Regions from separate parts of the Homo sapiens genome. Here region 1 is linked to region 2. The links are chromatin loops, found by intact Hi-C in ENCODE. Cell type or tissue: endothelial cell of umbilical vein. All regions are shown on one strand. Each heading gives the region's core, and the rest is flanking DNA. Links, peaks and the distances in the headings are about the cores only.

What was found. A loop is a pair of places that touch in the nucleus more often than their neighbours do. Peaks named below come from ENCODE experiments on the same cell type or tissue, not always from the same donor. Only the 100,000 strongest peaks of a DNase experiment are listed, where the experiment ranks them.
Region 1: it touches region 2 in a loop (13-fold over the local background); 3 of 110 quality-filtered maps call a loop at or near these places.

What each region holds. Positions count from the first base shown.
Region 1 is chr2:20,091,743-20,103,465 of GRCh38, reverse strand. All of the region lies in intron 2 of LAPTM4A-DT (LAPTM4A divergent transcript), which reads right to left. Among named protein-coding and RNA genes, the nearest start is that of LAPTM4A-DT, 45 kb to the right of the region's middle. RefSeq lists enhancers at 11,207-11,706, 11,707-11,723. In endothelial cell of umbilical vein, for the core only: a CTCF peak has its summit at 5,106 (motif pointing right); a DNase peak (open chromatin) is centred at 5,125.
Region 2 is chr2:19,345,758-19,357,480 of GRCh38, reverse strand. It overlaps OSR1 (odd-skipped related transcription factor 1), which reads left to right. Exons shown (of 3, transcript NM_145260.3): 2 at 3,644-4,340; 3 at 5,071-5,996. The coding sequence starts at 3,676. The coding sequence ends at 5,206. It overlaps MIR4757 (microRNA 4757), which reads right to left and starts at 9,052; the gene lies at 8,976-9,052. RefSeq lists enhancers at 180-1,144, 6,902-6,971, 9,295-9,424, 9,475-9,744, 9,895-9,954 and 1 more. In endothelial cell of umbilical vein, for the core only: a CTCF peak has its summit at 7,205 (motif pointing left); DNase peaks (open chromatin) are centred at 7,150, 9,140 and 9,410; H3K4me3 peaks cover 1,178 bases; H3K27ac peaks cover 1,017 bases; H3K27me3 peaks cover 3,991 bases.

The DNA of each region.
Region 1 (11,723 bases), core at 1,506-9,505, 750 kb before region 2:
TTCATTTATTCATTGGTTGCCTTTGGGTCTAGTTCATGACTCAAAACTACTACACCAATTGAGACTATTATTTTACTTGATATTTTCCTTTTACATTTTTATTTGTTACTTGTTAAATTTTTGCAGAAGTACAACTCCTAACAAATAATGCTGGCCTATACTTTGAGATGATAACAAATGCCTACAGAACAGATAAAACTGAAATTAACAATAGATTCTAGGTAGACTTAGCCTGAGGGTCACTCCCTCCAGAACTTAATTGCTCCAATGTGGCTGAAAGGGTTTTGACACTGACTCCTAGCTGCTAATCACAACTGGTCTTGGTGGGACCAGACCAAGCCAAACTGGGACAGGTCCCAGCACTGGGGGACAATCAAAATCTAACTACAGGAATATTGATCAGCAGTGCTTTTGGAGAAAGATCTTGATCAAAAGGGGGAAACGTGGAAGTTGTCAGAATCAGGATGGAGTTACTTATGTTAAAAACTCAGACAAATAGAGCTAGGGAAGCCCATGAAGGGAGGGTTGTCATGCACAAATACCTTATAACAACAACTATCACAAAAGACTCACCAACTTCACAATCTTGCATAAAGGCCAAAACAGCCTTACCAAAAAAATACTTCTGTATGAAAATCTGCCCATCAACTGCCTGTCGAACCTCAGACTGGTACCATCCCCCTCACCACCGTTGTCGTCGTCTTCTTCTTCTTCTTCTTCTTCTTCTTCTTCTTCTCCTTCTCCTTCTCCTTCTCCTTCTCCTTCTCCTTCTCCTTCTCCTTCTTTCTCCTTCTCCTTCTCCTTCTTCTTCTTTTTTCGTTTTTTTAGACAAGGTCTTGCTCTGTTGCCCAGGCAGAGTGTAGTGGTGTGATCATAGCTCACTACAGCCTTGAACTCCTGGGCTCAAGCAGTCCTCCTGTCTTAGCCTCCTGAGTGGCTGGGACCATCATACCAGACTAATTTTTAAAAATTTGTTTGTAGAGATGAGGTCTTATTATGTTCCCCAGGCTGGTCTTGAACTCCGGGGCTCAAGCAATCCTCCCACCTTGGCCTCCCAAAGTGCTGGGATTATTGGTGTGAGCCACCACACTCAGCTCACCATCCTTGTTACTAATCCTTGTAGCTAAGGACAATTGTCTCAAAACAATTATGTAATCCCACTTCTGACACCATTATGTCAAACTAAATAACAAATAGGAAGAATCCACAAAAGAAAATCATGTTTACTGAGGAATGGGCATTGCAATGGGAATATGAGTATCACAGTAAACTATATTCATATGCCCATGGCAATGTCTATTCCCAAATAAACATCATTTTCTTTTAGAATCTTCCTGTTATTTAGTTTGACAAGGAACACCTTTCTTTCTGCCATGCCCTGAGTGTGTGTCCATGGAAATGCCAAGAAAGCCTTGGGAAGTACTTGGCATGCTTTAAGGCGGAGCACAGAGAGGTCAGGCAGCATTTTATAAAGATCCTTCTGGCTGTCCCAATGGAGGCAAAGGGACAGGAATCAAGGAAAGGAGTTGGGGGCTGCTGTCAGAGTCCAGGAAGAGGTGAACCAATGTGTAGCCTCTGTCTTGACTTTAGGACCTCCTGAAGGAGTTCTTGGTACCCTAAGGGGCACCAGACCACTTTGAGAACTGTTGAATTCAGAATATGGTCATGTGAGCCACAGGTCCGGGTACAGATCTAGAATCTAAATGTTTTTTAAACAGAGGCTATCTTTGGCATTCGGGTTCTGTTTCTTTGTTCATCCGAAGAACCTGCATTGAGGTTTCAGGCTCCTGTGATGTTCAGCTGAATCAGGAGACAGTAACGGGAACCTTCCTAATCGTGTTAAGTAATTCATTCAATGTAGGCAGACAAACACAATTACAGACACTATTTTGTTTTCGTTTATAAGTCGCTTTCCAGCACAGAGACGTAAGCAGCATTATGGAACTTTAGAGCTAGCAGGGCTCTACGAATTTCAGTCCAACTCTCTTATTTTAAAGATGGAGAAGTTATAGCCCAGGTAGCCCAATGCAACCCAAGTTAATAAGCCTTGAGCACCTATGACGTGGCAAGTAAAATCAAGCAAAGTAAGATGCCAGTAACTGATGGATGGAATGTTGTTTTAGAAAAGGTGTCCAGGGAAAGTCTCTCTGAAAGGTGACTTTTGAGCAAAGGTCTGAAGGAAATGAGGAAGCAAGTCATGTAACATTTTGGGGAGAGGTTCCAGGCAGTAGAACAATAAGTGCAAAGGTCGTGAGGTCAGAGGATGCCTAGCATGTTGAAGAAACAGAAGGGAACCAGTGTGGCTGGCATTATGGGGCATGCAGAGTAGGGGTGGGAGTAGAAAGTGAAGTCAGAGAGGGGACAGGACAGATTTTGTAGGGCCTATAAGGCCACTCACTATGAGAACTTGAATTTTGTTCTGAGTGAGCTGAGATACGTTAGAGGGTTTTAAGCAGAGACATCCCATGATCTGACTTAGAGTTAATTTTGGTCACTACACGGAGAGTAGTCAGGGCTGGAGGGCTAGGGCAGAAGCCAGGAAATGAGTTACAATTTCCTGTAGTAATTACGACAACAGATGATGATGGCTGGGGCAAGGGCGATAGGAGAACAGAGATGATATGTAACTAGACAGAGTACAGATAAACACTGAAGGCAGTGTCTTGATGAAAGGGACTTGTCCTAGTCACACATAATCAGGACATGAAATAGCTGGGGTTAAGGCCTCAGGTCTCTTGAGTCCTTGGCCAGTGCCTCAGGGCCTTTCATATCTCTCAATGTCATCACAACTGGGAAGGTAGGTTCTATTAGTCCAGTTTTACTGATGAAGAAACTGAAGTTGAGAAAGAACAAAGAGAGCTTCCCAAGGTCACACAGCTGGTTAGTGGCTGTCTCAGGACCACACCAGTCGGACCCCAAAACCCCATTTGCCAGGGTATCACTACCGATCACCTCCTTCCCGTACACCTCAACCAACACTGTCATGGAATGAGGATGGCTGTGAACACGCCCCAAAGCCTCCTGCCCTAAAATGTACCCATTGGTGGCTCTTCCATTGGTCTTAGATCTCCATCACTAGAGATTTCTCTGCGGGGTGAGGCATTGAAGACCACTGTCGACTACGCAAAATGAGTGATTCCTCAAATCCCAACGAGCCACACAAGTGCCAAGGGAGCCCAGGAGGGTAAAGAGCAAGGGGGTCCAGGCCAAGCCCTCTCAGCAGTGGTTTTGGATGGCAAGAGTTGGATCAGGGACGGATTTGTTTCTTAGGACAAAGAAGACATTTTTCTCAGCTTTCTTGTTTTAGAGGAAAGAGTGGCTGTCCCCAGTTTGCTCAGGAGGTCGAGAGTAACCTGAAATGACAATGTTAGAGCTGCCGAGAGCAGTCTCTAGGCAGTGGCTGAGCAGGAAGATGGGTGAGTGATCTTCTGAAACGTGCTAGGCCAGCGAGAGATGGCTGGAATGCCTGCCTGGAACAGCTCACCCTCCTGCCTGTGATAGGCCTGCAGGTCAGGACCTCACCTGACAGAGTGAGGAGGGGGGTGTTTCCTCCCTTCTCCTGCGCACACAGCATTGCAGGAGCATGAACCCTGCCCGTCTCAGGCAATTTAGGTTCTTTGGATAGGCAAAAAAAAAAAAAAAAAAAAAAAAAAAAAAGGGACTTGGATGCTGAAGATAGACACTGAAACTTTCCCTTTTTTTGGTTCTAGATTTACACCCAGACTTGAGGCTCACATGACCATATCCTTTTTTTCTTTTCTTTTTTTTTTTTTTTGAGATGGAGTTTCGCTCTTGTTGCCCAGACTGGAGTGCAGTGGCACAATCTCGGCTCACTGTAATCTCCGCCTCCCAGGTTCAAGAGATTCTCCTGCCTCAGCCTCCAGAGTAGCTGGGATTATAGGCGCCCACCACCATGCCCGGCTTTTTTTTTTTTTTTTTTGTATTTTTAGTAGAGATGGAGTTTCAACATGTTGGCCAGGCTGATCTCGAACTCCTGACCTCAGGTGATCCACCCACCTCGGCCTCCCAAAGTACTGGGATGACAGGCGTGAGCCACCGTGCCCGATGTCACATGACCATATTCTTAATTCAGCAGTGCTCAAAGTGGTCTGGGGCTGCTTGGGCATTCCCACGACTTTCAAGACAGAGCGTCCCAAGATCAAACTTGTTTTCATAACAATATAAACTGATTGCTATTCAGATTGGAAAAAATAAAAATATGTAACCATACAAACACGTTATTTGCCCTTTCCACTTTCATTCTGTCTCAGGTGTACAGCGGAGTATTCCAGAGGCTACATGATATGATACGGCGAGAGATTGCGTTTAGAAGCAAATGTGAAAATCAGTTGTCTTCTACTAATCCAGGTCTTAAAGGGAGGGTTGCAAAAGTATAAAATAATGCCACTTTCTGTACATTAAAAAAAAACTAGTTATTTTTATTAAAATGTTATACTGGCTGGGCGCAGTGGCTCACATCTGTAATCCCAGCACTTTGGGAAGCTGAGGCGAGTGGATCACCTGAGGTCAGGAGTTCAAGACCAGTCTGGCCAACATGATGAAACCCCGTCTCTACTAAAAATACAAACAAATTAGCCAGGTGTGGTGGCGCCTGTAGTGCCAGCTGAGGAGGCATGAGATGGAGGCTGAGGCACAAGAATTGTTTGAACCCAGGAGGCAGGGGTTGCAGTGAGCCGAGATTGTGCCACTGCACTCCAGCCTGAGTGACAGAGCGAGACTCCGTCTCAAAAAAAGAAAAAAATAATAAAAAGAAAAGGAAAAAGAAAAAGTTATATTATAAAATGAAATTTTTAAATAAATATTAAAATTATCAGTGTTAGTTGCCAGTATGGTATAACTCAGTAGATATTAGCCACATAAACATATTGGGATCCTCAATAATTTTTGAGAGCGTAAACATGTAAAAAGTGTCAAGGAACAAACTGGTTCGGATAGAGTAGCTGTAGCCCGGCTTGGGCGGCTGCTGCCCCTGCCCCAAGGAGCCAACTGAAGCCTGGTGTTTCCCTAGGAACGTACCAAGTGCTGACCTGCACGCAGGGAGAAGGGGCAGATGCGGCTAAGACGAGTTGACATTACAAGGCAGCGACGCAAGAGGGCGGCCTTACCCACGGGCAGGTTTCTTGTGCTGGATGCAAGATGACTGATGCAAATGTCAGTTTTATTCACCTCATTAACGAAAAGCAACTTTGGTTTCTTGTTTACAATGATATAATTTTTACCTCTCTTGTGTTTCTCTGGCTCAATATGGGTTCCAGTAAACACGTGCTGCCTGCTCATTTAAGGACTCCACACTGGGGCATCCTATGTGCTGGGGCAGGCACTCCCTGGTCACACCCCTCTGGCCCCTCAGGACGGAATCACAGAAAGACACATCAGCCCTTTGACCCTGTGTCTCCTGAAGTGGCCGCTGGAACACTGGCCTCCCACGGGTCCTAGTGAGGGTAGGCGGACATTTACTCCGGGGACCTCCATAGTGGCAACCGTCCAGGCTGGCCACTCCTGGTTCCGGCTGACATCTCACACTTTGCTTTGTGATACCACAAAGATGTTTTCTTGGTTTGTGTGTGTCTCTGGCCCATCCCTGTGGTTCCCAATGCCTGAGACTGGTTCATAGCAAGTAACCAGACTGGGTCTTTAGAGGTAATTAGGGGAGGGGATGGGCACTGGGAGGGTCCCTGGCTGGAGGTAAGGGACCCAGCTTCCAGGAGGCCTCCTGAGTGCCCTTAGGCCAGTCATGTGTCCCCTGGAGCCACAGCTTCTCATCTTTCAAAGGGGACTTCTGCCTGGGTCAGAGAGCTGTTATGGGACTCAGGTGGCACAACCGTGCGGTGGGCGCTGTCTGCCATGATACTGAAGTATGAAGTACGGGTGTTTATGGAATTCTTTTCTCTCTCCTATTGGCGGGGGCAGTGGAAGGTGTTTTTTTTGTTTGTTTGTTTTTTGTTTTTTGTTGTTTTTTTTTTTTTTTTGAGACAGAGTCTGGCTCTGTCGCCCAGGCTGGAGTGCAGTGGCGCGATCTCGGCTCACTGCAAGCTCCACCTCCCGGGTTCACGCCATTCTCCTACCTCAGCCTCCTGAGTAGCTGGGACTACAGGCGCCTGCCACCAAGCCCAGCTAATTTTTTTGTATTTTTAGTAGAGACAGTGTTTCACCGTGTTAGCCAGGATGGTCTCGATCTCCTGACCTCGTGATCCACCCGCCTCGGCCTCCCAAAGTGCTGGGATTACAGGCGTGATCCACCGCGCCCAGCCGGGCAGTGGAAGGTTTTTGACAGGGAAAGGGCACAGTCTGTTTTGTGCCTTGGAAGGGTGTATCTGGTGACTGGTGAGAATGTTTGATTGATTGATCGATTGAGACAAAGTCTCTCTCTCTTGCCCAGGCTGGAGTGCAGTGGCACAATCATGGCTCAGTGCAGCCTCAACTCCCTGGGCTGAAGCCATCCTCCCACCTCAGCCTCCTGAGTAACTGGAACTGTAGGCATGTGCCACCATGCCAGGCTATTTTTTTTAGTGTTTCATAGAGATGGGATCTTACTACATTGCCCAGGTTGGTCTCAAACTCCTGGACTCAAGAGATCCTCCCACCGTGGCCTCCCAAAGTGCTAGGATTACAGGTGTGAGCCACCAGGCCTAGCCAGGAGAATGTTTTAGAGCACAAACTAAGTGGAGGGATGGGAGTTAGGAGGCAGTTGACAGGGGCCAGATAAAAGATGATGAAAGCCATCTGAGGTAGGCTATGAGAATGGAGGGCAGAGGGTGGGTGGGTGAGAAACCCTAGGAGCAGATGGAGGAGGCTTGGTCATCGGTTAGATTAAAGTGGGAAGGGGCCAGGGTAAGAACAGCCTAGGACAACTCCCAGGGCCTCTAGAAGGGGAAGGAGTAACTTGTTCTTCTAGACGGAGGGCGTTTTCCTCACTGGTCCAGCCTCACTGAGTTTGCTCAGATCCTGAAGGTGGTACAGGCTTTGTGTCTGGCAGCCTGAGGGCTCTCAGAGGGGCCTCTGCGGTCCCAGTTGGCTCTTCAGCAGCCAGGACCCCACCCCCATCAACCACTGACTCAGTAGGATGGACACAGGCTCCCACAAATAGGACTCCCCCTCATTGTGGTAGACAATTCATTAAATGTGGGCAGAGAAACATATTTACAGAGACTATTTCATTCCCTTTTATAAGTCATTTTCCAACACAGTGACATAAGCATAGTTGTTGGACATTGGAGCTACTGGGACTTTTAGAATTCTAGTCCAGCACCTTCATTTTACAGACGGGAAAATTGTGTCCCAAATAATTCAATTTGACAAACAATGAGCATTGAGCACCTATGATGTGGCAAGTAAAATCAAGCAGAGTAAGAGACTATGAACTGATGCATGGGGTGACATCTTAGGCTGTTCAGGAGCAGTTTCTCTAATAAGATGAGACTTAGGACCTCCCAGGCACTTCATCGACATGAAGGCCTTCAGCGGAGGCAGAAAGTGGACCGCAGAACTCCCTTTCCAAAGTAAGCTTACGCTCTGACTCCTACCACAGGCAAACTTAGCTGGATGCCTTTGCTTCCCTGGCTACATTCTAGAACGACAAGATCTGGTTACATTCTGGGGAAAATGGTATTTCCATCTATATTCAAAGGGTGGAAAAAAATACCTACTGTCAGAGAAATTGTCAAGGAAATATTTCAAGAAAATGTCCCAGACAAGAGGGACAAGTTTCCACATTAAAAGGGCCCATTCCAGCACAATGGATGAAGAGACCTACAGCAAGGTCGGTTATTGTGAAATTTCACAACACTGGGGACAAAGAGAAGATGTAAAAGCTCCCAGAAGAACAGAAAAAAAAAATCCCATCACATACAAAGGAGACAGAAATCAAGCTGGCTTTATGTTTCTCAGTTGCAACATTTTTTAAAGCAATGGAGCAGTGTTTTCAAAATTCTAAAGGAAAATGATTTCTAACCTAAAACCTATACCCAGCCAACCTATCAATCAACTGCAAGGGTAGAAAAGACTTTTCCAGGTATTCAAGTATCACGGCCCCAAATGCACCTTTTCTCAGAAAGCTACTGGGGGATGTGCTCTATCAAAACATAGGGGTGAAATGAGGAAGAAGGCAAGGGGACCTTAACCCAGGAGAGAGATGAAGGGATTTTCCCAAATGGTTATGCACAGGACTCTAGGGTTCAGAAGAGCTTCCCAGGAGGGTGAAGTTGGTAGGACACCACAGGCTTTCTGAACAGCCTGAAAGGAGATGTCTATACTTGACAAAAACTTTGGGGTTTCATTAGTAATAAGTACTTAGAAACTTAAACAAACTAAAACAAAGAAGCAAACAACAAGGTAATGATTAATTTCAGGAAAAGTACAAAATAAGCAAGCAAAAGGTTACCATGGTCTACTATATGATTCAGCTGTGAGTATTGTTGATGTAGTAATAATAATGTAATGCAAACTATTAATGAACTAAAATTATAATGTAACTCTATTTGAAGGGATAGGAAGTATGTTTATGTATACTGCTCTCACTATACATAAACATCTCATCTTCTGTAGCAGAAACTCAACGAATGACATTATAAGTAGAAAAATCAAATAGTAATCTAAGCATAATATTTACAGCTATGAAGGTAAATACTAAAAGAACCAGCTGAAAGCTTGGGAAGCAGGAAAAGGCAAAATCTGAGACTGGGGGCAGGGATCCTTAAACTATGACCATGCATAAACAATAAAAATTCAAACTAAACTCCCCCTCCCCAGGCATTCAGTGTTCTTTGTGGTTTGGCCTCAAGCTGTTTTTACAAGCTTATTTTCCACTGCCCCTCCTTCTTCTGACATACCCCTGATGCCCCAGCTTCAATTATAAACCCCTCCCAGAAACTGCCACCTTTCTCTAGAATGGCTTCCTCCTGCCTGTCTCAAGGTCCTAACTTAAACCCAACCTCTCCCAAGAAGCCTTCTCAGATCCCACAGAGCCAACCCCACCCACCGCCCAAGGAGGAATCAGCTGTTCAGGCTTCCTCCTCCTTATTGCAGCCATCCTGCTCCTCACGGGCTAAGGATCCATGCATGAGGCTGCCTCCCCACTGGGACCCAGGAGCCTGAGAGCAGGGCCTTGCCACTGTCTCCTACAGGGCCCAGCACCCCTGTGTATGGCCCCAGTTGCCTTGTTGAATCACAGTCCTTGGCATCAGGGCCAGATTCATACGTGGGGTGATATCAGTCACTCCAGAAGCCCCAACCCTGGGCTGTGAGGGTGGCCGACGGTGACTTCCTCCTGCCATTCAGGACAGAGGCCAGAGGCCTTCTTTCCCTGCTGGGCTCATGCTGCCAACATGCTCCTCCCAGGCTGCCCCCCACTCACTGGCTGGGCCCAGTCTTTCCCCTCACAGCCCTGTCCCTTGGCTTCTAGGCTCTCAACCTGTTTAGAAGGCAAGCTTGGTACAGGAGTCAGATTTCCTCGGAAAGATGGGGGGACAGTTAATTGAAAAAGGAGTACGTGTTCTTCTGGTGTCTTCTCACATTACCAGGAGGTCGCCAGCCCTTGGCATGGCCTTGTCTGAGGGATTTTGGCAAGGCAGGCTTGCTGTGTCTTTAATAAAAGCCCAAGCTCCCAGAGAGACCGTGTGGATGTCCTGCAGGGGGTGCCTTTGAGAGGAGCATGGAAGAGAGATTTTTTTTTTTCTCCCAGGCTGGAGGGAGATCACAGGGAAGCCTGTGAACAAAAGGCCAGCCCAGGTGCACCTTGGCCCCCTGGACCTTAGACCCCAGGGCTTCCAGCCTTGCCAGACATTCCCACAGTGGCTCAGAGCCACTGACCCGACGGGTCCATTTCAGATTCCTTCAGTCTGTGGTTGTCCAAACGGTAAATAGGAAGACCAGTAACTGATGACAGCAGGAAGTTCCTGAAGTTTTCACGCTGTGTAAGACCCCCACAGCCTGGGCACAGTCCTGGTGTGTGGGGATTTGGGGCAAATTAAAGTTGATTTGGAAGAATTAAGGCTAAGAGTCAGTGGGTCTCAGAGGCTTCTGCCCTTGCAGCCTACCTGGGCTGAGTGTGCACATGGCTGGGATCTCAGCGACACGTGAGGATGGCTTTTGTTCCCAGGGTGGCTGTGCCAATGAGGATGGCGAGGTCACACCAGAGACTGGGTGCCAAAAAGTGCCAAATTGCTCACAAGGGGAAAGGAATTACCACAAACAGTTTAGGCTAATTAATTCATCTCGTGAGGCTGGAAGGGGTGCTTGGATTCATGGCCACCTTCTACCAGGACAAGACGAAAAAGTGGCCAAAGAAGCCTGGTGGCTGGGAAGCCCTGGTGTCTGCCTCACACCTGCTTCAATGTGGTCCATACTGGGGAGGACTTTGCATGTCGCTGTGTAACCTGGAAGGAAGGGAAGAAGGAAAGAAGATCGACCTGTTCTTTCTGATGGAGCACGCCCCACCCTAAGCCTGGGGCAGGCATGTGTGGGCCTGCCTGGCTCAGTGATGGGGAGGCCACCAGAAATCTGTCTTGGGGACACAAGAGCTTTCTGGGAAAACATTCAAATTTGAGGACACAAAGTGTATCTTCACAAAGAGGACCCAGACCCAAGTCTGAATCAGTAAGAATCCCTTACTGACAAATCTCGAAGATGAGGAATGTTGGAAGGCCCACAGAATGGCCACCACTCTGGTTCATTCCCCCGCCCGGCGCCCTCATGCCTTCAACAGTAGAGTTAGTTCCATAGTTGAGTTAAAATAGAATGAGTGACTTCACCAAAGCTCTGTGAGTTATTGCAGCTTGCACTTTGAAACCATCTGGGAAGTGTAGCATTTTCCTGTAACAACGTGGCTTGGAAGACCCCAGACAACATAGTGCCGCTATGGCACCTCATGGGGAGCCTGGTTCATCATCATGGTGGTGACCTGGGGCAGTGGCAGTGGCACCGGGCAAAGGCGGCAGAGGCTGGTGGGATCTGGCAGCGGGCCCCAGGTGGGTCGTGGTGGCCCCAGCAGGTGACTTCATCTAGAGGGGGACACCAGCTGGGCCTCGGCGGGCACATACCTTTCCAGGAATTAGAAATAGGCACCCAGTCTGGGCCCCCCTCCGCTGGTCAGAAGCAGAACTTGACAAGCAGGGCTCAGGCTGTGTTCCAGGCTCAGGCTGTGTTCCAGCCTCTGCTTACTCCAGGCCAGGCACCTTTGGGTGACGGCCCTGGACACCAGTGAAACCCCGTAGGAAATCCAGATGTGCAGAGAAGAGACTGGGGGTGCCATGGACGTGGGGGCTGGGAAAACACCCTGGCTAGAGCAATGTTTTAAAATCTAGAAAACCATGAAGAAAATAATGGAAAGCATTTGTAACCTCAGCATTTGATCTTCAAGTTTCAGAAAACTCGATGCAGAGCGAAATCCGATTCTGAGGGTCGTTTAAGAGACCTTCCTTCAGGAGATGCTTTGGGTCTCACTGGAGGAACCAGGGCTTTGCTAGACCCCGGGCGCAGCTGCTCCCTCACTTGCCTGCAGCCCTGGCCAGGATGACTACAGTTTATGCTGAAAAGCGTTACTGCTTCCTGTGCAGTCCCCACTCAGGAATTCCATTTCTCTTGGTAAGAGTCCATGTGTCAGATTCCTGGGGCTCACTGTCCCTGGAAAGCCCCCAAGCTCTGGAAAATGATTCATCGATTCATGCTCATTTCAGAATATTGCTTGAGAACCTTCTCTGCCCCAT
Region 2 (11,723 bases), core at 2,377-10,376:
TTTCTCCTCGGAAATGTCTCGGAGAAGAATGAAAAACCACGTTTAGTCCTTTTTCAGCAGCTCAGGCAGTAGCGGGTTGGGTTCTCAATGTGTAAAGTAGCCGCAAGGGTTTCTTTGTTGCCACAATTTGGTAAATTTCACCCAGGCTAAGAGCTGCGCATTGGCTCTGCGGAACAAAACCACGTGCAAGGCTAGGTGTCCCAGGTTCACAACCCCCTAGGGAAGAGAAGCGCTGGAGGGGACTAGCAGCGACCGGCGGCGTGTAGATGTTCCATCCCAGGCTCCTCGAGGTAATTGCTGTTTTATTAAGATTGGGGAATGGATCACCGAGGACGCAGCGGACATTTAAGTGCAGCCGGATGACCGCCTTGCCAATGGGTTCGTTAGATCTCGTTTGTTGGGAGAATGCTATAGAAGTATCCGGTGCCGGTCAGTCCTCTTCACGGGGGTCCGGACGCCTGTCACCACTCGTTGGAGATTCGATGTCAAGGCTGATTTTCTTGGGTTGCTGCTGGGCTCCCCCAGGCGCAAACTCGTGGAGTTCGCTCCCGTTCTCATTAATGCAAGCAGTTAACTTGCTCACGCTCAATTAGCCCCGAATAAACCACTTTAATAGACTCTGCACACTTCATTAATGCCCAGCATAGGACTGGCCGCAGACCTGGGATTGGCGCTCCACCGCGCGAGGGACGCGAGTGCCCGCACTGCGCAGGGACTCGGGATCCCGAGCGCGAATTGCGTCTGCTGTGCGTGGTCGGGTCCCCTTATTCTTTCCCGCAGGTCCTGAGGCCCAAGCTGTTTGAGGAATGGGTGCCTAGCCTGGGGAAGGGTTTTCCATCCTGTGTTTAAAGATCGAAAGTATTCGCCCTGGGGTTCCGCGGTCTGGGAAACCGGAGCCGGAGGAGCCGGGGGCTCACTCATCCTTTCTGGCTGGAGAGGCTAGGGTGAGACTGTGTTTTTCTCTTAACCGACCTCCTGAAACCGGATCGTGCTTTCGGCCCATTCTTGATACTAGTGTAAAGAGCCACGTTTCGAATGAATTTCGTCCTGGGGAAAGTCGTTGGCGGGAGCCTGGGGAGCACTGGCTTCCGAATGCTTCAGAAAACAAGGAACGGGCTGGGCCGCGGAAGAAAATAAATGTAGTGTTGGGGAAAACAAGATCGGGCAGATAGCCCGGAAAGGTTGGCTCCCAGGAACCATTATAGCTGCAAGCACTCCCCCTTCCCGGCACCCCCTACGGAGCCCAAGACGGCTCCGGTCTTGGCTCTAAGGAAGAAGGCGAGGAAAGGCCTAGCGAGGTTGGTGGTTTCTCCCACCCAGGCACGGAGCGGGTTCGGGACAGTGTGCAGGCCAGAGTCCCACAGCCACGGCCGCTGGCTTGGCCTTGGATAGGCCAAGCACCCAGAGGAGCAGGGGGAGGCCTCCGCGGCGCCCAGCGGGGTCCGGGACCCGGAGATAAGGATCTGATTTCCAGCGCCTGGAAGGGAAGAAGAGGTGACAGCAATTCAAAGAGCGCTCATCCCTCCTAAGTCCAGGCCGACCTTTGAAGTTAGACAGGCTTCTCCTCCTTCCCCTTCCCCAACCCAAATGGGTCTCAGCTTCCTCTCTGGCCCAATTTGAAATTTACTTCTCCTTGTGTCCGAGCTCTGGGATAGTCTCAATTTGTCCCGGGCACGACCCGAGCTTGGCGCAGTAGAGATGACCGTTGCTGAAGCCACGGCGCTGCCAGCGGCACCAGCGCTCTGCTTCAGAGGCCAGATCACGCAGATAATATGCCTCCTCTTGCCCTGAGGCTAAATTCATTGCAACGGTTTTTATCCGAGTGCTAATTTAAACTGCGCAGGCAAATCACGGCCAGCTCGTGGTGTTTTTACACCCCATTCCCAGGAAGGCCTCTTTCCTTAGGTCCCACCACACAGCCAGTGGCCCCCGTGCCAGCTTCCAGGAGAAAAGGTTTTCCTGGGTCAACATTGCCCTCATACCTCCTGGGAAAAGGCACTGCACATCCCTGGACAGAGCCAGGCTTTGAAAGCCTCGCTGCAGCGAAAGGCAGAGGAGTCTATGCCTGGGCCTTGCCCTGGGCTGAGGGTCAGCTCAACCTGGGGAGGGGGCACGCCAAACTAGGGAGCAGAGCAGAGGCCAGTGCATCCCAGGGAAGGGGAATTGCTCCATGTTAGAGGAAAGGACCTAGGAAGAGGAGAGTAATGAAGGGTAAAGGAAGAAGTCAACAGCAGGGGATTGAAGCTAGGCAAGAGAGAAGGGAGTCCCACGGACCCTGCTGTGACAATGACTTCTTAAGTAGCCCCAAGCTAAGAGCCAGGAGTTCAGTGCTTGGGCTTCCCAAGGCTCCCTGACAGTTTAGACTTTGCTCACCCTGTTCTTTCCTCCACTGGACACATCTAAATTAGGAGTGTCTGGGAGGTAGAGATGAAAAGCATTTTGCAGAGCTCAGATGTCTCCACGGAGGCTGGAGACCATGGCCAAGGAGGTCTGGAGATGCCAACCCCTGGTCACTTCAGTGTGGCTTTCCTCTGGCCTTGCTCAAGCTCTCCAACCTTGCACTTGGAGGTACATAGACCACAGGAATGGAGGCCTGGCCTCAGTGTTCTTGCCCATAGGCATACCCACCTGCCCAGGGCTCACAACACACAAGAACATGCTGACAACCCAAAGACTCAGCTCCCTTTTTCTTTGGGGGAGTGAGGGCACTAACACCCCCTTGTTTGTGACTGCAGTTGTTTGACAGAGTAAATGAATGTGGATATTAGCAACCTCCTTGAAAGCAAAGTGGTCCCCGAGGGCTAAGGCAAGGCAGAGAGTCAGTCCACAAGCAGCTGCAGAGAGAGTGGAGCCAACAGGTTTCACTTACACTAAGGCAGGGAAGCAGATTTAAGGTCAAAGTTGAGGGTTTTGAGGAGAAAGATGACAGGGCTTCTGGAAGCCAAATCGAAGGTCAGCCAGAAGACCTTAATGAATGGGAGCCAGGAGGTGCATGCATTTGTGCGCCTGTGTATGTGTGTTGTCTGTGAGGCTCTTCATGGGTGCAATGTGATCCCGTGTGTGTGTGTGTGTGTGTGTGTGTGTGTGTGTGAGATTCAGGGGTTCCTGCATTTTTTTAAAGCCAGTGTTGTACTATAAAACATTGGTTGTCCCAGTCTTTGCACCTTGTCAATTCTGCCTCAGAATGTCTGAATCCACGTGTGCAATTCTGTGTTTATCTGCAAATAAATGTGTAAGTATGTTCCCCAGCTCCTGTTATCTTTGCAGGAGATTGTGATTCTGTGTTGACCCGGGCTTACCTGGATGTCAATTTCTACAGGACAGGCAGTTTCCCTTTGCTTGTTCCTTTCTCAGTGTCTTGCATACAGTAGGCCCTTCCCTCTATCAAGTTGTGTGGCTCTGCCAGACGCCATTTGGAGGGAGCCCTTAGACCAAGGAGGGTTCTGAAAAGAGGGCTCCCCTGCGTCTTACATTCCCACCCTCTTTGTGAGGGCAGTGGGTTTTGGGAATGGGGTCTTAGACTCTTAGCTCCTGCGCTGGGTGTGAGGAGAGGGTGTGGCTCGGCTGGAATTCAGGAGGAAGGCGACCCACCCTGAACTTCTTTATTCCTCTCCACGCCCCTGCCTTCTTCTTTTCTTTGCAGATCCGGATTGAGAAGCCACTGCAACTACCGAAATGGGCAGCAAAACCTTGCCGGCGCCGGTGCCTATCCACCCTTCCCTGCAGCTCACCAACTACTCCTTCCTTCAGGCAGTGAACGGCCTGCCCACAGTGCCTTCGGACCATCTGCCCAACCTGTATGGTTTCAGCGCGTTGCACGCTGTGCACCTGCATCAGTGGACGCTGGGCTACCCGGCCATGCACTTGCCGCGCTCTTCTTTCTCCAAAGTGCCGGGCACGGTGTCCAGCTTGGTGGATGCGCGCTTCCAGCTGCCCGCCTTTCCCTGGTTCCCTCATGTCATTCAACCCAAGCCCGAGATCACCGCTGGAGGCAGCGTTCCAGCGCTCAAGACCAAGCCGCGCTTTGATTTTGCCAACCTGGCCTTGGCAGCAACGCAAGAAGATCCGGCCAAGCTCGGTCGCGGGGAGGGCCCAGGCTCCCCTGCAGGTGGGCTGGGTGCCCTCCTCGACGTGACCAAGCTGTCTCCAGAAAAGAAGCCCACAAGGGGACGTCTGCCTTCCAAGACCAAGAAGGAATTCGTCTGCAAGTTCTGTGGCCGCCACTTCACCAAGTCCTACAACCTACTTATCCATGAGCGGACGCACACCGACGAGCGGCCCTACACCTGTGACATCTGCCACAAAGCCTTCCGGAGGCAAGACCACCTGCGAGACCACAGGTGCGGCACTGCGGGTGGCGCAAGAGAGAGCTCTCTGCCTCTGGCCTCACCATCTTTCTCCCTAACGAGGTTCTTGAGACCCCCTACTGGCTCCAAGCCTCTGGAGCTTCAGGGAATTCTTTAAAATCAAGAAGGAAAGCCTAGGAGATCCAGGGATAGGTTTTGGAGCATGGGTTCAGGAAATGTGGGAATAAAGAGGACCCAAGATTAAGTGAGGTCTCCGTGAGCTCCAGACAAGCACACAGCTTCCTCTGCCCCACTTCCTCCATCCTCAGGGGTGTGACATGTGACACATGTGACAGTTAAGTATTTGAAATGTCTGAGAAACTAATTTAGTTTTATTTAATTTTAAGTAATTTTAATTTTAATAAGCACACATGCTAGCGGCTACCATCTTCGACAGCGCAGGTCGAGCAAATTGTCCGACCCCAGCTCCCTTTACTCATCTTCAGTGTTGACCTTATAAGGAGGCCAAGTTTGCCCCTCCTGCCCACCAGGAAGGCACCTTAAACAGGTGGCTGAACCTGTTTAAGGATCAGACTTTGCTAAAGCATCTCCTTTACCTCCCCACTCCATCCCCAATTAACATTTTGTCCCATCCACACTTGGTACCTGACTATACACTTTTCCTTTGAGGGCAAGTGCCCCACAGCAGTGGGAGGGGATCTTGGGCAACTGTTTATAACATTGCATCATTTTGCAAGGATGAACTCTCTGTTTCTGCCCTCAGATATATTCACTCCAAAGAGAAGCCCTTCAAGTGTCAAGAGTGTGGGAAAGGATTCTGCCAGTCCAGGACTCTCGCTGTCCACAAGACGCTACACTCACAGGTGAAGGAGCTCAAAACCTCCAAGATCAAATGCTAAATAGAACCTGTGGGTCACAAGGACCCTAGGCCCAGCGGCCCTCTCCTCCATAGGGACCAGAAGCCTGACTCTGGCGGGCAGCGGGAGAGGCGCTCGCTCGGGACCTTCCACCTCTCCAACATTGTCCCCTGGGTCCCTGGCGCACGCGGCACTTCAGAGCCCCGCCCGGGGCCGCGACCCCGACCGTCCCTGCTGCTCCCCTAGGACGCGGCTAAACTCTTGGCCAAAAGGCGGTACTCACGTGGCGGAAGGGAAACTGCATTAAAAAAAGAACGAAAGCTCCGCGGAGCCGCAGCGGCGCCTCTCCCAGAAGTATTACTTTTTCTATTGTTATTTTATACGTTTTCTTTTTTATTTTTGTCTTTGACCATATAAGCTTGTAACTCTGACTGCGGAGAGTGAGTGGAGAGAGGAGAGGCAACGAAGTCCTTAGCACTGGCAGCTCCCACCTCCTCCTCCCGCCCCTGCCCCCACCCCCGGAGCCTGCAAAAGTGTAATCCCTGTATCTGCTTCAGCCTCCTGCCCTAGGGACCGCGGGGCAGCCCCCTCCCAGCTCTTGCAGCTCAGCTGGCGGCCGTGGGCTCCGGGACTAGGAGAGCGGGACGGGGACCTCGGGCCTGGGGTCTGCAGGGGGCCCGGCCTCCGCTGCCGCGACACTGCGAGGGAGCAGCCAGCCAAGAGCCGGGCGTTATATTGCGATTGGCACTTTATGCTGACCATCGGTAACGGACATTTATCACTGGAGTTTTTTTTTTTTTTAACTATTAAATAAACGGTTATTTTACAGGCATTGCAGGATGGGTAATTTCCCTCCTAAACGCAGGAAACCGGTTGGGTCCTCTCTTTGAGAGGACCAGGTTTCTCTGCTGGACGCCAGCGTGTCCCCCTCCTACCACCCCGTCTTATTAGGATGACAGGGCTGAGATGTGTGGAGCAACGTCCTCTCTCCCGGTTAGGTCTGCCTCCGCCCCACCATGTATTGATTTTCCTACTTTTCTCCTCCGCCTCAGGGATAGGGTCTCAGCCTTCCCACTCCTCACCGCTAAAGTGCTGTGAGTTTACGAAGAACCTAAGCCTGAAGGCAGAAAACCGCCCGTGAGAAATCCCAGAGTCTCTGGGTGCTGAGACAGCGTCTCTGGGTGCTGAGATCGCTTAGGGTGCAAGAAGAGAAGAGAATGTCTTTCCCCACCCTAACCGAAGGCCTCCCTCCTGGCCTCTGGCTTTGGGGTGGGAAGGACCCGCCCTCACAGAGCCTCAGAGCTGTAATATTTCCCGTTCCCCGGGTCTCAACACTCGGGTGCAAATACACAATGACCGCTGCCTCCCCGGAACCCCAAACCAACATCACTCCCTCCCTTAGGGTCCCTCAGACACAATTCTCTGCTTGGGACTTGTCCCCTCCTAGGATCGAGGCTCTGCACCCGCGAAGATTCCCTACAATTTTAAAGCCTTGTCAGGAATGGTGGGGGCGGGCGCCCTGGGAGGCCCGGGACGCTTAGGAGGAAAAATTCGAGTCCGCCTTCCATAAGCTGAACCTTCCCTGGGGTGTCTAGTTTTCCCACAGTTAGAAGCCAGGCCGCCGGGGCTCTTCTCCTTGGGGCAAGGCGGGGCTCCCCCCAGCTCCAGCGCCCTGACCGCGGGACCGCGCAGGCGGTGGCGCCCGCGGCCTTTCCCAAGCGCAGGATGGCCTCTCCAGCTTCAGCGCCCGGAGCGCGGCGGCCGCGGATGACAACTGGACTATAAGCTTCCCTGCTGCAGGCACCAAAAATCCCAGCCTCAAGCCGGGCCCTGCTGGCTGAGAAAGCGGCAGGGGATGCAGAAGTTAAAACGCTCTGGGCTTTCACCACCCCATCCCCACCTCCTCCGGGAACGCTCCTGAGTCCTGTGCGGGCTAGAACTTCGAGGCCCGGGAACCCAACTGGGCACTGGAGGCTGGCCCTGCCGGCGCGGACCAGCCCTGGCCTCCACGCTCAGAGCCACGCTGCCCCCTGCTGGCCAGCCCTGGAGGGGCGGCCCAGGACTTGGCACCTCAAGGGGTCTTGCCCGCAACCTCGCGAAACCACCAAGCATCTATGTGTTTGGTCCCAAAATCTTGACTGGCCCCAGGACCCACTGTGGATGAGGGGCAGGGCGCTGCTGAGTCTGGTCTGGTCTGAGGGATCTTCATTAGTTGGGCACTATCCCAATCCTTCTTCCAAGCAGTTCACAAGGTCGCGCGCGGCCCAGGATTATGCCCCCATTCCTGAGAACTGGGGCCTCTGAGTGCGTGGAAGTGGGGCTAGCCAGTAGGTTTGCGGGTGGTGTAGACGGTCTGCGCCCAAGCGGCGCACGCAGGTTGTGGTGTGGTTTGTGCCTGACCATAGCTTGTACTAGGGTCAACTGCAGAATCTTCCTTGGTTTCTTTATGAAGCCCCAGGAGGCTGCGGGCCATGGTTGCTCCAAAACAACCAGAGTGCATGGGTGAACACACACACACACAGGGTGCCCTTCCTAGTCCCTTGGCTCTTTCTGGGATGCTATCCTTGGGGTTGTCTATGGCTGCTCTTCCCTAGCCCCTGACATCCCTCCACCTCCCAGAACACATCATTCCACCTCCCTGAAGATCGAGCCTCTGCAGTTCCCGGGGCCTCAGGAAGCTACAAATGCGGTGAAATGGGGAGGTTTGCCAGCCACGTTAATCCTTTTTGGGTCACCCCACCTCCAGCACTGTGAAAACCCACCCAGTCCAAGGTCTGCAACTGAATGTCAGTATCAAGTGTGCATCCTCAAAATAACAGATTTCCAGTGCAGAATTTTAAATTGGGGATGGGGAATGGAGGGTGGGACAGGATGATGCGCAGCAACTCCCTGGCCCTCTCAGAATGCCCCTATTTGCTCTACTGATGTTTGCTGTTATCCCGGTGGACTCAGAGATCACGTCTCCCTGCAGCTTGTTCTAGTGATTCATAGACTGTGCAGAAACAGTAACTACAGGTGGAAAGGCCGGCTGGGCCTGTGGGCCATCCGACCCTATCCAGGCTACAATTCCCAGGTGATGTGGTTGGTTGATGTGGTTGGAAACTAGTGCCCCAGTTTCCTGCTCATACTCAGTGTGGGTTGCACAAAAAGTGCAATTGAGAGGGTCAGAAATGTTGGGTGGGTTTCCTTGCCTGCCCCAATTTTTCCCCCAATGCATCTCTAGAAAGTCCCAGCTCTTGTCTCCTCTCCAGACCCCCATCACAATAAGCTTCGCTGGTCCCAGTGACTGTGTGGCGCTCAGCGTTGCTGGGGCTATTTTTCAGGAGAAAAAGAGGCCGATGGTGCTGGCCAGGTGGAGTTCAGCTGGGGCCCTTCTCAAAGCTGCTAGGCCTGAAGTTTTTGTGTACGGCTGGGGAAGCTATCTGGCCTAGGACAGCCTCTTGGGCAGGGAGGGCGGAAGGTGCCAGAGACCCTGGGCACAGCCCGGAACTGCCAGATGCTGTCTCCGGTAAGATATCAGGTGCTTCCAGGGAAAAGAACAGCTTGCAGGAGCTTCTTCCTGGGAGAGAGTGTTTCAGGTTCTACCCCCTATTTCCAGAGTGTAGTTAGGGGTTAGGGACCCACTAAAAAATGTTTTCCCGCGTACTTCCTTGCCGCGGAATTCACTGCTCACATTGTGGGGAGGGACGCAATGTGATGCTCTGGGACTCCCTGACGTGACCTCAGCTCCCAGAACCTGAGGACCTGATATCCTAAATCCCCTAGAATCTTGGTGTCCCCATAGCCGGCTCAAAAGAGTCCCGTCCCACCTCTCAGAGCGCGAAGCCTCTGTGACGTCATGGTCTCCTCCCGCAGACACCGTGACGTCACAGAGGCCTCGGGCTGGAACACAAGGCTTGAATGAGGTCCACAGAGGCATTCCATTACGTAACTTCGTGACGTCACAGATGGGCCCCGCCTCGGGCTAACATATCCACACCTCTCAGCCCCGCCCCGCCCCGCCCCGCGAATCGGCCCAGGCAGGCGCCACGAATCGGTTCGTCTCCACTAACACGATCCGCAGACCCGAAGCGTTGGCAGCTGTCCTGAGTGAAGGGCGGTGCCCTGCAGCGTCCTCTTCTTGAATCAGTGGTTTAGAGTGGTCTCCCTGCCCGCGGGGTTTCAGGGCAGCAGTTGCCGCGGCGTACTCATCCCACCCACTTCTGCGCCCACTATGGCCGCGCCCACTGCGGCCCCGCCCTCCTCTCCCACTGCGCAAGCGCCACGCGCAGGCGCAAAAGGAACTCGCAGGCCAGTGCTGCTGGTGCCGGAGTCCGGAAGCTGACGGCGGTGCGTGGAAATCGTCGCGGAGTTCAGTGTTTTGCTTTTGGGGATCACAAACTCAGGGGCACACTGGCCCGGCGGGCGCATCCAGCCGTTGGCGTATGTGTGGGCAGAAAATGCAGACGAGAAAGTGGGTGGCGCTTGGCTAATGCGGGCTGGAGCCCTTGACTTGGAGTGCCCAGTCCAGCGCCGCGGTCCTACAGAGGCCCCTGGGATCTGAGCTGGCGAGGGTGGCGCGGCGGGTCCTACCCAAGGCCAGAAAGTTCGCTGCGGTCCCAGCTCTTTTGGGCAGCCTCTCTGAGGTAGAGCTCTCAGACGGTCTTCAGCCCGGTGGAACGCCCTGGTGTCCCACTCCACCCGTTCATCCCGACTTCCTGGGCCGTCTCTAGAGCCCAGTTGGTAGTTGGGCCCAGTTGGCATATGTTTCAGATGAAAAATTCATTACGGACTTGAGATGCTAGGTTGGAGACAAATCTCATGTCAGTGGCAGAGAAAGAATTCGAAGCTGTGCTTTCATTGAGGGGAAGGGCCAGAAGACCCAGCTCTAGGTTTTTCTGACAAGCACAAGTTTTGGGGAAGTCCCTGTGCTTCACTAGCCTCAGTTTTCTTCCTATAATGGGGGTAGGGCTTTTCCTACCTACCTCATTCACTTTGTGTAGAGTTAAAAGTAATACACATTTTGCCAATAATGTATTCACTGCTTGAACCAAAAACTACCCTAATGTGTTGTAGAACAACTTTGGCATGTATGAAGGCCTTGTAAATGTTGATGATGATGATGCTTAGAAATGCCTCTCAGCATTTTGACGTAGCCTGCCTCCCAACCTACTGTATTCCCAGGAGATACCACCCCCATCTTTATTATAACAGAGGCATCCTGAAATGAAATGAGAGAGGAAGAATATCACTGAACTGGTGGACTTCTTGAAACCCCCGGCAAAAAGCCTTTTTTCAATGACGTAGGGAGCAATGGATTAATCAGTTCACAAATTGTTATGTTTGGTTGGGATGATGTGTCATGGCCCTATGTCAGAGCGCTACTCACCACACGTTTGTGGAACCCAGGGAGTTAAAAAACAACCTATGGCGACTGAGGTGTGGAGCTGGGGAAGGAGCCTATGTACGTATGTGGCAAGTGTGACTGCAAAGATAGGGAAGTGCTTAAACACAGGCTTGCAGAGTGAAAGCTTCCTTGTGGATTTGTGTTTTCTTATGATTGATTGATTGAAACAAGTTCTCCCTCAGTTGCCTAGGCTGGATTGCAGCGGTGCGATCAGGACTCATTGCATCCTCAACCTCCCCGACTCAAGCAGTCCTCCCACCTCAGCCTCCTGAGTAGCAAGGCTACAGGTGTGTGCCACCACGTCTGGTAATTTTTTCTACTTTTTTTGTGTAGAGACGAGCTCTTGCTATGTTGCTTAGACTGGTCTTGAACTCCTGGTCTCAAGTGATCCTCCCACCTTGGCCTCCCAAAGTGCTGGGATTACAGGCGTGAGGCACCATGCCTGACCCATTTGTTTTCTTTGACTTGTGTTAGAGCATCCTAGTCTAAAGAAAAAGTGGCCACACAATGTTCTTTATGTGGACTTCTGCAGGAATGGTCCTCTCACCCAGTCACCCAGTCCTGGCAATTTGCTGCCATTTTTTTTGGTCATTTTTCCTGGCTAAGTCTAGTTCCAGCTCCAGAGATTAGAATATGAAAGGATTAACCCCCCAAAATGGGATGGAGGGATGAATGAGTTGAAAGTTTTTGTTTCCCTTTTCCAAACACTGAGTTGGCTCTCATCAGCACAGCTGTCTCTGGGGATGTATAAAGCGTAATTAATACATTTTAAATGTTTGGTTTCAACTTTTTTTGCTAGTGAGATAAGATAAGGAGTTTTTGTCATGACAAGGGAAGGGGTGGATTTCTTTCTATCATTTGCAGGAGTGGGTACCACTTGGATCCTGTAGGTAGACAGTTGCATGAGATGATAAACTTTATAGGGGGCATGGAAGAAAGCCAGTGGAGATGGGGAAGGAATGGCTAGACTCTTTAGCTTCCTGACAACCAGAGGGGGAAAATGAACTTCCAGAGAATTTGGGTTTTGCCTTAAATATTGAAATTTGCTTGGGCATTTGGTCCACTTCTTAATTAACCTGGGTCCAGAACTGAATGTCTTTGCAGTCGGAGCTCAGAATTGCTTTGGTATCTCACAGTACACATAGCATTTCCCTGTTGGTGTACGGTAGGCCA